Regions from separate parts of the Homo sapiens genome. Here region 1 is linked to region 2. The links are chromatin loops, found by intact Hi-C in ENCODE. Cell type or tissue: breast epithelium. All regions are shown on one strand. Each heading gives the region's core, and the rest is flanking DNA. Links, peaks and the distances in the headings are about the cores only. Region 1 overlaps LOC107985836 (a long non-coding RNA gene). Region 2 has its middle 110 kb from the start of GPC1.

Region 1 (5,365 bases), core at 292-5,291, 110 kb before region 2:
TTCTATGCCAGGCACCCCCGGAGGTTGATCGGAAGGTGCTTCCCTTCTCTTCCCGAGCCTCACCTGCCAGAGTGCATGTCTCCCTTTGCGGGCCATGAAGGTGAGCGCTACCTACCTGTCCTCACAGGTGTGTCTTCCCCTCCATAGCACTTCTCACAGCTGCAGCAAGAGAGACAGTGATCAACAAATACCTTTTCAAATAAATATACGAAGAGTTTTGATAAATATACACCTGCTGTATCTGGAGAAAACACATCCGAAAACCTGCTCCTGAGGTGCTGTGCCCACAGTCTAAGCTTCCACCAGGACCCTCTGGGGCAGCTCTCCCCTGACCTTCTGGGGGGTTCTGCTGCTCCCACTTGTCCCCATGTCTATGCAGATTCTACCTTCCAGGCCCCCAGGCCTTGAGCAGACCTCCAAGTGGCCACAGCCCCGCCACCCCGCCCCTACTCAGTGCCTAGTGCAGCCTGTTTTAGCTCACCGACTGACTGGGCAAACCCTGCCCGTGTGTGTCTGTGCTCGGCAAAACCCGAGCTGACCCCGCGAGGGGCCTTGTGCCCCCATCCAACCACCCCTTCATGGCACCCAAACCTCTTCTGGTGCTGCTGCCCAGGATCCCGTCACAGCCCTCACTGCAGCCCCGCCCCAGCCCCGTTCTCTATGGAGGGCAGGGCTGGTGCACTGAGGTTCCCCTTTCCCTGCACTATGGGCCAGCCTGAGTCTCTGGATCCCAGGGCTGAGGGCAGAAGGCACAGGGGTGTGGGATACTAGGCAGGTACTAAGTGGGGCAGGGGATGACTGTACCTCTCGGTCTGTGCCCACTGACAGGCCTGATCTCCCAGGGACCTTTGTTGGCCGCAGCAGAAGACAGCTGTGTCCAGCATGCACCGGCTCACCTGGGGAGCCAGCCACGCCCCCAGATGGGGCCCCGTGGAACCCTATTGCCTGCTGAGGGGACCCTCAGCCCTCGTGGCAATGGCACAGAGCACAGGGGTGGGGGCAGTCTGCAGCGACCTTCTGAGGAAGAACAGACAGGTGAGGAAGCCGTGACTCTCGAGGCCTTGGCCCCAAGCAAAGTAGAAGGAAACTTCTGGCTGAAAAGGAAGGTTTATGCACGTGCCTGATGTTCAGTCTACACAGCGTCCCTGGGTGGAGATTGGAAACCCTTGCTGAATGCAGTGTGTGGCCCCACCCCTTGCAGGAATCTGCATTTCATGGACAGAGGGGTCCCCCCTTGAATTTCCAGTCTTAGCCAGTATTTTCTTCTCCATATCCTTGCATTGACCTTGGCATGACTTCTCGAAACTTTGTGTGAAGTGTCATTCTGCTTTTTCTCCTTGGCACAGGTGGGGCCAATAGCAGCAGCCCCTCCCATACGTTTGCAATGAGTGGGGGTGTGGGGTGGTTGGCTGGAGCAAGGGGCCAGCGACTCCTGGAACACTGAGTTGGCCTTTCCTCCCAGGTTCAAGGACGGCTCCACTACTACGCAGTGAGGGTCACTGGCCACAGGGGAGGAGGGCACAGTCAGGCGTGGTACCCAGGCCACAGAGGTGCCCTCGTCCTGGTTCTCCACCAAAGAGTTCAGGCCCCACTACAAAGCAGTGACTGTTCTGAAGATGAGAGACGAAGGGTTCCAAAGAGATGCAGAGAGGGGTGAGACCATGGTCCTGTGGGCCCAAGAATGCAGGGGACTCTGTCCTTAAAACTCCAGCAGGGGGTGTGGTGTGGGTCTCGCCTCTGCAGTGGTCTTCCCCACTGCCTGTTTTTCACCTTCTTTCCTGACTCAGGACCAGGCAAAGCCCTGGGGAGAGGAGAAAGGGGAGGAGCTGGTGCCTGTGCCCGGCTGTCAGGACACGAGAAGGGGCAGCAAGCAGGGCACCTGGCCCCAGCTCTGAGCAAGTTGTCCCCCCGCAAGCTGCCCAGGGGTGACGTGCACCTCCAGACAGGCTGACAGCTGTACTTGCACCTCCGGATAGGCTGACGGCCCTATGCCCTAGGTTCCAGAGTGTGGCAGAGATGGCTGGGTTGATTTTCCTGGAAGCGTTTCTGCTGACCCTGCTGAAATGGACAGGTGGAGTATGTTCAGCAGGCAGCCGCCCACCTCCCTCCCCAGGGCAGTAAGGCCAGGGCTGGGGAGGAGAGTCTTCCAGAAAGTCACGCGCGGCTGCACCCAGCCCAGGATGTGGCTGTGCCCTGCCGGGGGGGCTTCTCTGCAGGGCCCAGTTGGCTCTCCAGGGACCTTAGGTTCTGGAAAACAAGAGGGTCTCATGGGGTTCTGGAAAACAAGAGGTGGCTGGTGTGGATGGGGATGTCCTCCTGAGGCCCCACAGGAATAGCCCCCGGGTCACAGTGGGAAAAAGTAAGTCCCTCCCAAAGTGGCCACCCCAGGCAGCCTGGCCTGCCTCCTGGAGTGCCTTGGGTCAGGGGTCAACAAGCTGCTGCATCCCGAGAGCCAAACCTGGGCCCCCGTTTCTTGAGTATCTGCTTGAATGACCCTCCCCTTCCCTGCTCATCCCTGGGCCCAGGAGAAGCTTCATCATAGGCGGTTAAACTGCACCTGTGCTCGGTACTGAGCCACTCTCCAAGCCACACCTGCCTGGCCAGGGCCTGGAGCCTCAGCCAGCAGCCTCAGGCCCCAGTGTCAGGACCTCCCTTGGTCCTGCAGGGAGGCTGGGCCTTTCCTGGGGTGGGCCGCCCCTGAGGCGGGGGCTCCCATCCACCACAACCTGCACTTGGAAGCTCCAGAGGGGCAGCCACAGGGAAGCCGTGGGGTCTCTGCCCTTGGCTCCTGGACGATTCCGGATCTCCAGGCCAATGTGTCCAGCACGGCAGCCTCCCCACCCAGCCCCATGCCCTCGAGAGAATGACCTCGGATAAGCAGCGTTTCTCAGGGAAACCCCCAGGACACCCCCTGCTCTCCGAAGTTCTAGTCTTTCCCTTCACTCAGAGTAATGGATGTGTGTTTTCCTTAACAATTCCATTATTAAAAGAAGTTGTTCAGGGATCTCGCCCCAGAACAAAGCAAGCCCTCAGTGGGCCGTAGGGTAGCCTGCTGTCTCCCCCGGACAGGTGCACCGGAGCTCAGGGTGGACAAGGCTGGCTTGGTCACCAGGCCCAGGGGAGACGGTCAGCACCCTCTTAGCCGCACAGGAGGGGGGTAGGGAGAACGCTCCAACCTTACTCCCAGTCAACTGGAATCACCTGGCATGATTTCAGCTCACAGATTTAAAAAAACTGCCTGTGAGAATATTGTCCCTGTGTGAGGGGAGGGTCTTGCTATTCCTGGACCCAGTGTGTCCAAGGGAGGGAGAGTTGGGCCTCTGTCCCCCTGGGGTCCCCAGCTGCTAGGCAGCTGCACCTGGGATCCTGCCCACCAGGGAGTAGGAGGCTGCTCCCAGCTCTGTCTCCAGATCTGGGTCTAGTGCTGTGTCCGAGCCCTCTGCTCCCATAAGCCAAGGCCTATGGGGACTGGCCTAGGGTGAAGGAGCCTTAGTCCTTGAAATACCAGACCTCATTTTGAAACATGTGAAGGAGCTGCAGCAGAGAGCACTGGCTTGCGTCCCGGGAGGCGGCTGTACGTGGCCAGCATGCCTCACAGGAGGTAATGGCTGGTGTCACTGGCGTGGCTTAATGACAGAAGTCTGAGGTTTTACAGGACAAAAGGAATTGGGGTTCGTGCATCCAGATGTTTCCCCAACACATGCAGGGACTGTCAAGACCAGGAAGGGGGGACACAGAGAGCAGCAAAGGGGTCACTGGGAGTGGTAAAGGGGCCACTGGGGGTGGTTCTTCAGCCAGGCCCAGCCCCTCCAAGCCCCCCCAGCCCCTCTGAGCCTCTCCGGGGGGATCCTGGGGGCTCCTCTCCAGGCCACTGGATTTCCCAGCACCTGGCCCCATGGAGCCCGGGGCATGGTAAACCCGCTACACAGACCTGCCTGCAGCAGGGGCACCTGGGCTGCCTGCTTCTGACCTTGATGTGATTTGTTTCGATCAGCTGGTTGTTCACCATGCTGAGTCTGACTGAGCAGTCGGGAGGGCACAGAATTCCGCTTGGATAGTGATCAAGACGTAGCACAGGGCGCTCACTGTGTAAAAATGAATGCACCCCTCACAGGCTGCTTGCTGTGTAGACAGGAATACACCGCTCACGTGGGCGTTCACCAGTGCTGTGAGAGAGCAGGCAAGCACAGGATCCCGGGCCAGGCCACACGACCAGCTCCTTGAACGAACAGCCACTTCCCAGTCTTTCAACAGATAAGAACCCAGACATGACCTCTGGGGTACTGACCAGGGTATCCCTCAGAGCGGCCTGGCGCGGGCCTGCCATGCACGGAGGTGCTGTCTGCCTCTCATTAGCATTCAGTGAGTCCAGCTCCTGCTCTCCTCATCAGCATTCCAGCCATGCTGGCCAGCTCGGCCTGAGAGCAGGAGCCTGCCTGGAGATGTCCCCTCTCACCCAGCCTGAAGGCACTGCCTGCCCTTGCCTCGGGACACAGCCGCAGCTGGCTCCCATCTGCAGGGATGCTGGTGACCACCTAAAAGGAAGAGGCTGAGGCATAAAATGTAGCTGAAAGATTGACTTGAGCTGAGGTGAGGGCAGCTGCCTGGAAGACTCGGACTGAAGCAGCTTGGATAGGAGCCCTATTCGGCCTTTATTACAGGCAGGTTTTTAAAGACGAAAAAGGGGGACAGAGAGTTGTTTGTTGGGAATTCCCATTGGCTTACGGAAACCACATTGGTGAGTGATTGGCTATCCACTGTTCAGCTACAGGGCATGAGTTACAGCGTCCAGTGTGGCATTACTAGGTTACTTTACAGCTGCTGCAGCGGTCACAAGCAGCTTCAAGAGGTGGACACACAGCTCAAAGCGGGAGAGGATGTGACTGCTGTCTCATCTTAACGTCTTTCTGGGACTGACAGTGTCAAAAGACTACATTCCTTGGATAAAAGCTTTTTTCCTTTTCTCACTAGGCAGAGAGAGGCTGGCTGACCCCTGGCTGTGGCCTCCTGACTAGATACAGATGCGGAGCCCATGGTGGATCTGAGCCGGGACGGGCCTGGAGCTTCAAGCACGTCCTTGGGGAGGAACTCCAGGGTGCCCCCGGATATGAGAGAGGGCACTGCAGGGTCCTCGGAGGCCATGCAGCCCAGATCTGGCCTCACAGTCCACCAGCTGACTCGGGCACCTTCACTGCCTGACAAGATGGCTCCCAGCTTGCTTGCCGCCTCTGGCCGGGTCTCCAAGCACCAAGCTGGGGAAGCCGGGTTGCTGCTGGACTGTGAGCTCGGACAGTTAACCTGAACACGTGTTTCACAGCTGTGGCCCAGGAAACCATGGCCTCTGTCTGGTCTGGTTTGCAGCCGC
Region 2 (5,365 bases), core at 128-5,127:
CAGGACACCGGGGAAGCTCAGACATGGCAAGGTGGCCAAGCAGGCTGGAGGCAGGAGGGAGCCGAGGGCCCGGAGCGCGAGGATGGACGGACAGCCCAGCTCCCTGTGCAGCAGCGCCCGACGCCCCCACAAAGATCCACGTGCTCAGAGTGAAGAAAGAGAAGTTACAGTCTAACATTCTGGGCTGAGCCACGTTGCCCGTCAAGGATGGGGAAAATAAAGGCGTGCCAGGACTGCCCAGGTGCCTTCCAAAACGTTACACATGCACCTGCTGCGGTGAAACAAGAGGACTCCGGGAGACGAAATGACGGGGCATCCAATAAGCCCCAAGTCGGCCCGCCCCTCCCTACCGGAGGGCAGTGGAGGCCCCGCCGGGAGTCCAGGCTCCGCCACCGCCATCAGACCCGACGTGCCGAGGAGGGACTTGGGCTGGAAGGGGCGGCTGAGAGCGCTGGGCTGCAGGGGCATCTGGAAGAGCGCTGCGGCCTGGGAGAGAGCAAACCGTGCCCGGCACAAGGAGAAACACAGAGTGGACGTTCCAGGCAAAACAGAAAGCTGTGCACTTCCCGGTTCTTCTGGGACTAATAAGGACTGAATCCCCAGAAATAACCGTTTAATTTATTTCCAAATTTAGAAATACATAAACATACTAATTAAAAGGACTTAGTTTTGGTCACAGAACAGCACGTAACCATTTTCTGCCTTGAAGAAGTGAGAGTGAATCCGGAAAGGAATGAGGAGGTGGAGGAAAAGGAGTCTGGGAGAACCACTGTCAGCGAGAGCCAGTCACTGCCCAAAGCGAAGGCAGCAGAAATAACGCAGACGTGCCTCTTAGAGGACTGACATTCACGGAAATCTTTGCTCATTTTTAGCGTTTCAGTAAAAACCTGGGAGGAAGAAACCAGGCTGCAAAGGCTGACAGAGGAAAGGTTGATATGATCACTCTGCAAGGAGGGGAAGGGGCCGGGATGGGACAAGGTTGGCTGAATCCTCCCCTGCCGCTGTGCCTGGGCGGTGATCCCGGCTTGGGTGTTTCTGTGCGGGAGGCCTGTGGGGATGCTTTGGAGAATGGCCTTTGCGAGGGAATTCGGGAAGCAGAGGGCAGAGGAGACGCTCACCTGCAATGCCGTTGCAGCCCCAGCCTCGGCCGACCCTGGGAGCTGGGAAGCTGGAATTGCCCTCAGAGGGGTCTCCAACTGGGGCAAGGGGCCAGGCCTTCAGACCACCGCATAGATTAGCCATTGGCTGGAGCGTTCCCAGGCGGAGGCATACACTCGGGAAGGGCAAAAGGCGTCCCAAGACAGCCTGGCTGTGAGCCATCAGCAGCGACTCCCAGCCCCTCGGCCCTTCGGGGCCCCAGGCCGGGCACCACACCATCCATCACAGTCCCCACATCCCTCAAACAGCAGTGGGGCCCGGGTGCCAGCAGCTCCTCCATGCCCTGGCGGGTCTCTTTACCCGGGAAACTCACAGCAGAGGGTTCAGTGGGACCAGCTGCAGATTCCCACTCCAGATCCCTCCACCCTTGGACAGCAGCTCCGTGAGAGAGGCGGCTCCCGGGGGGAATTAGAGGCTGCCCTCGTCATGCCGTTCATGCACTGACACTCCCACCGTGCCAGGACATGCCCCATGCTCTCTCCTTTCCGCCTTCTGCCTCCTCCAGGCCCTGCCAGTGTGGGGCTTTCTCCCCGGCCTGCTGGCCTCTTAGCTCAGAAGCCAGATGTGACCTGGTGGCAGCTACCCATGAAGTTGAATGAGACCTGTGCTGTGTCTCCCACGGAAGCACGACCCCTCCAGAGCCAGGACTTTACAATCTAAAAAGCTCAGAGTCGTGGGGAGAAGATATACCCGTCACCAAACCAATGCTGTGGATGGGGATAAGAGGAGCCTCTCCTACCTCCACCCCTTGGCTCCATGGGTCGCCCACGGGGCACAGCATTGCTCGAGGCGCTGGTTCAGAGTGCTCTCTGCGTCCAGGCGGGCTGCCAGAAACCTTCAGTGAGCTGGTCTGCGACACTCAGGCCCTCCACCGGCACATGGGACAGCAGCACCCACGCTGCTGCAGCCTGGTAGAGATGTATCTGGGAGAAGCGTTCACCAGCTGATGGGTGTTAGCGGGGATGCGTGACTCTCCTGCACTGTTCTATGGGGGATGGAGCCGAGGAATGACCTTCTCTAGGGAAAGGCTCCTTCTGGCCCAGGAACAGAGGTCCCCTTGGGGCTCTGCTGGCCCCTTTGCGGATGTCAGCACGTTGTGTCTTAAGGCGCTCATGTCTGCTGTCCACCTGCTTCGCGTGGCAGGTGTGTCTTAATCAAGTTTGAAAGGTCTGTAGATGCTATCTTCAGGTCTAGACTAAGCTGCTCTTCAGACGGCTCTCAGTTGACATATCGGTCCCTCCCTGGTTGGCATTAGCCTGTCATCAGGCACGCCTCCCTCCCATCGAGCCTGACCCCCAATCCCATCGTCACAAGGGCGGGCTCCCTGACTCTGGATGGGGGCTGAATCACCTGCTTCCCCGCTCCCTCCCCAGCACTCCGGCAGCATCCTGACTCTGACAGTGACACTGCCTTTGTCATGACCCCTCAAAGGCAGCCATGCCCTGGGTCCCCTCTGGTGAGAATAAATTGCAACCCCGGCCCAGCTTCACTGTGCACGCAGGCAGGTGACCCAGCCACGCTCTGCACCCACGTGCTCTGTGAGGAAGCTCACCAAGGATCCAAACCCTGGAATTTGAGAGGCAGGGCTTGCATGGATGAGGATGCACAGAGATCACGGGTTCCATGGCTGTCTGCCCATCTCTTTCCACACCCAGACCGGCTCCAACTGACAGAGCTCAGTGGATTCAGCAAGGCCCTCTCTGCACCTGAGTGGCTGAACTTCCTCAGGTGGGAGGAAATGAACCGCTCTTCATTTCCAAAAACACTGCACGGCATGGCCAGCGTGCACTGAGAGTGGTGTCCACCCACAACAGTCCTTGGCACAAGGCCACCTTGGCACCTGGCCAATTCGCCAGCCCTGACCACGTGGCCCCTGTGAAGTCAGGGGGTGCCCCGCCACTGTCCTGCCTCTCTGGTTTCAGAGACAGCAGTCCTGGTACTTTCTAAAGTAGTTCAGGTGTCCACACCTCCAGAGGCAGCTGATTTCCCTGGAAATCTTTGCTTATTTTTAGAGAGTTTCAGTAAAACCCAGGGTGAAGAAAGACACTGACAAGGCCCACAGTGAATGGCCGTCTGGCCTCTCCAGGGTCCTCTGTCATTCTGCATGCAGAGCTCCTGGCCCCAGGTCAAGAGATGAAGCCCCTTCAGGTCCACTGATGGGAGCTGTGAGAGGCCACTGCAGCCAAAGTGAAGACAACGTACAGAAGAGAATCAGCCTCTCGGGGGATTCTGGAGCAAGGGGAGCCTGTTGCATCCTCACATCTTCCCTTTTTGATGTCTCTCTTAAAAATATAACATTTCTGCTTTTAATGCATAAGATGAAAGCAAAGGTTTGGGTATACATTAAACACTTTTAAAGCCAGCAATGTGATTCAGAACAGTAAGGGAGCAGGGAGAAGGCTGGTACTTAACAGCATCATTAGCTAGGAATGTGGCTGAAGGGGAAGGAAACACTAATTGGCTTCCTGGGAGCCTCGTCCCTGAGAACAGCCCCTGTGCCATGGAAGTTTCTATCCACGTGACCGAGTAAAGGCAGAGAAAACCACGCTGGGGCATTTTTCAATTTTGCCTTGTTATTTCAAAGTAATGGCAGCCTGGGCAACATGGTGACACCTCATCCTTATGAATTTTTGGTTTTAATTTTCAAAAAATTAGCCAGGCATGGTGGTGTGCCCCTGGAGTGCCAGATGCTCAGGAAGCTGAGGCAGGAGGATTGCTTGAGCCTGGGAGGATGAGGCTGCAGTGAGCTATGTGCACAGTGCCACTGTGCTCGAGCTGCACTCCAGCCTGGGTGACAGAGCAAGACCCTGTCTCTAAATAAATAAATAAGCAAATATGTACATGCATGAAAGTAATGGCTATTGCCTTTTTATCATTTGGAAAGATCTCATATTCTTTCACAAAGAAAAACAGAAAATTTAAATAAGCCAAAAGGACAATATTTGCCCTCCAGCAAATCTACTTATCCATTAACTGTCCTTGTCAGCACCCTGACCTGGGATCATGGATGACACTGTCTGAAGGAGGATCAGCGCTGAAATGCTGCCCAGCGCTCAGCCCCATTTCAGGTGCTGCCAGACTGGCCTTTGGTGGAGCCCCCGCCGTGGGAACCAAGCATGTGTAGTAATCACTCCCCGCAGCACTGGCAAAGTTCTTCAGCCAGGCTGACATTAAAGTACGCAATTCTAACCTAAACGATCACTTTTCTCATTTTAACACGTTCTTACTGCATTACAACATCTTCCCCAGTCTTCAGAAAAGTGTTGACATTTTACTCCGCATGTCTGTATCAGTCCCGCAGGTCTGCTGTAACAAATTACCACGAACTGTGTGGCTTCTGCCACATTGTAAAGGCGGGAAGTTCAAAATCAAGGCATCAGTAGGGCCACGCTCCCTCCAAAGGCTCGAGAGAAGACTCTTTCCTTTCGTCTTTCAGCTTCTGGTGAATCTGGCATTTCTGGGCTTGACTTGTGGCTGTGCTGTGCTGTGAATATTGCTGTCCCTCCAGAATTCCTAGGTTGGAACCTCATCCCCATTGTGTTGGTATTAAGAGGTGGGGCCCTTGGGAGGAGATTGGTTCCACCCTCATGAATGGGATTAGTGCCCTTATTAAAAAGGCCTCGCAGAGCTTCTACCTCCTCCAGCACGTGAGGACTCCACTCCCTGAGCCAGGACTGTGACACCCTCTTTAGGACTCTGCAGTTCCTGGCATCTTTAAGCTTCTGGGCGCCACTGGACCCCACGCTCACTCGCTCACACACCCCTCGCCACTCTGCTCGCCTTTGGCAGGCCTGGGATCCAGGCCAGTAGCACGAGCTGAGCACAGCCTTCCAGGCTGAGTGGGCCCAGCGGGCCTGAGCAAAACTCAGGCAAAGGCACCACTGGCCACAGAGGTTTCCAGCTGGTGAAGCGACACCCCAAGGATCCCATAACAATAGGATTTAGGGCCTACCCCAAAATCCAGTTGCAAACTTACATCTGCAAAACCTTAACTTACATCTGCAAATACCCTATTTCTAAATAAGTTCACATTCGCAGGTCCTGGGGATTAGGACTTCAACATATCTTTTTGGGGGACACCATTCAACCCATGACCCTGGGTGTCTGAGCAAACATCCCTGCACAAAGAACATTGCAGACAGCTGGAGCCTTTCCCTCGTGGATGCAGAGGCACCCCGTCTGTCCAAAGCTGCTTTCACAGGAGAAA

Evidence for each region. Hi-C counts contacts between places; a loop is a spot of excess contacts. Peaks named below come from ENCODE experiments on the same cell type or tissue, not always from the same donor. Only the 100,000 strongest peaks of a DNase experiment are listed, where the experiment ranks them.
Region 1: a loop joins it to region 2, with 5 times the contacts of the local background. A loop is called at or near these places in 1 of 110 quality-filtered maps.

The regions. Positions count from the first base shown.
Region 1 is chr2:240,209,819-240,215,183 of GRCh38, forward strand. It overlaps LOC107985836 (a long non-coding RNA gene), which reads right to left. Exons shown (of 3, transcript XR_001739238.1): 3 at 1,584-1,801. Among named protein-coding and RNA genes, the nearest start is that of OTOS, 72 kb to the left of the region's middle. In breast epithelium, for the core only: no CTCF peak of the experiment used is centred there; no DNase peak of the experiment used is centred there.
Region 2 is chr2:240,322,833-240,328,197 of GRCh38, forward strand. No RefSeq gene overlaps it. Among named protein-coding and RNA genes, the nearest start is that of GPC1, 110 kb to the right of the region's middle. RefSeq lists an enhancer at 2,448-3,347. In breast epithelium, for the core only: no CTCF peak of the experiment used is centred there; a DNase peak (open chromatin) is centred at 2,993; H3K27me3 peaks cover 1,242 bases.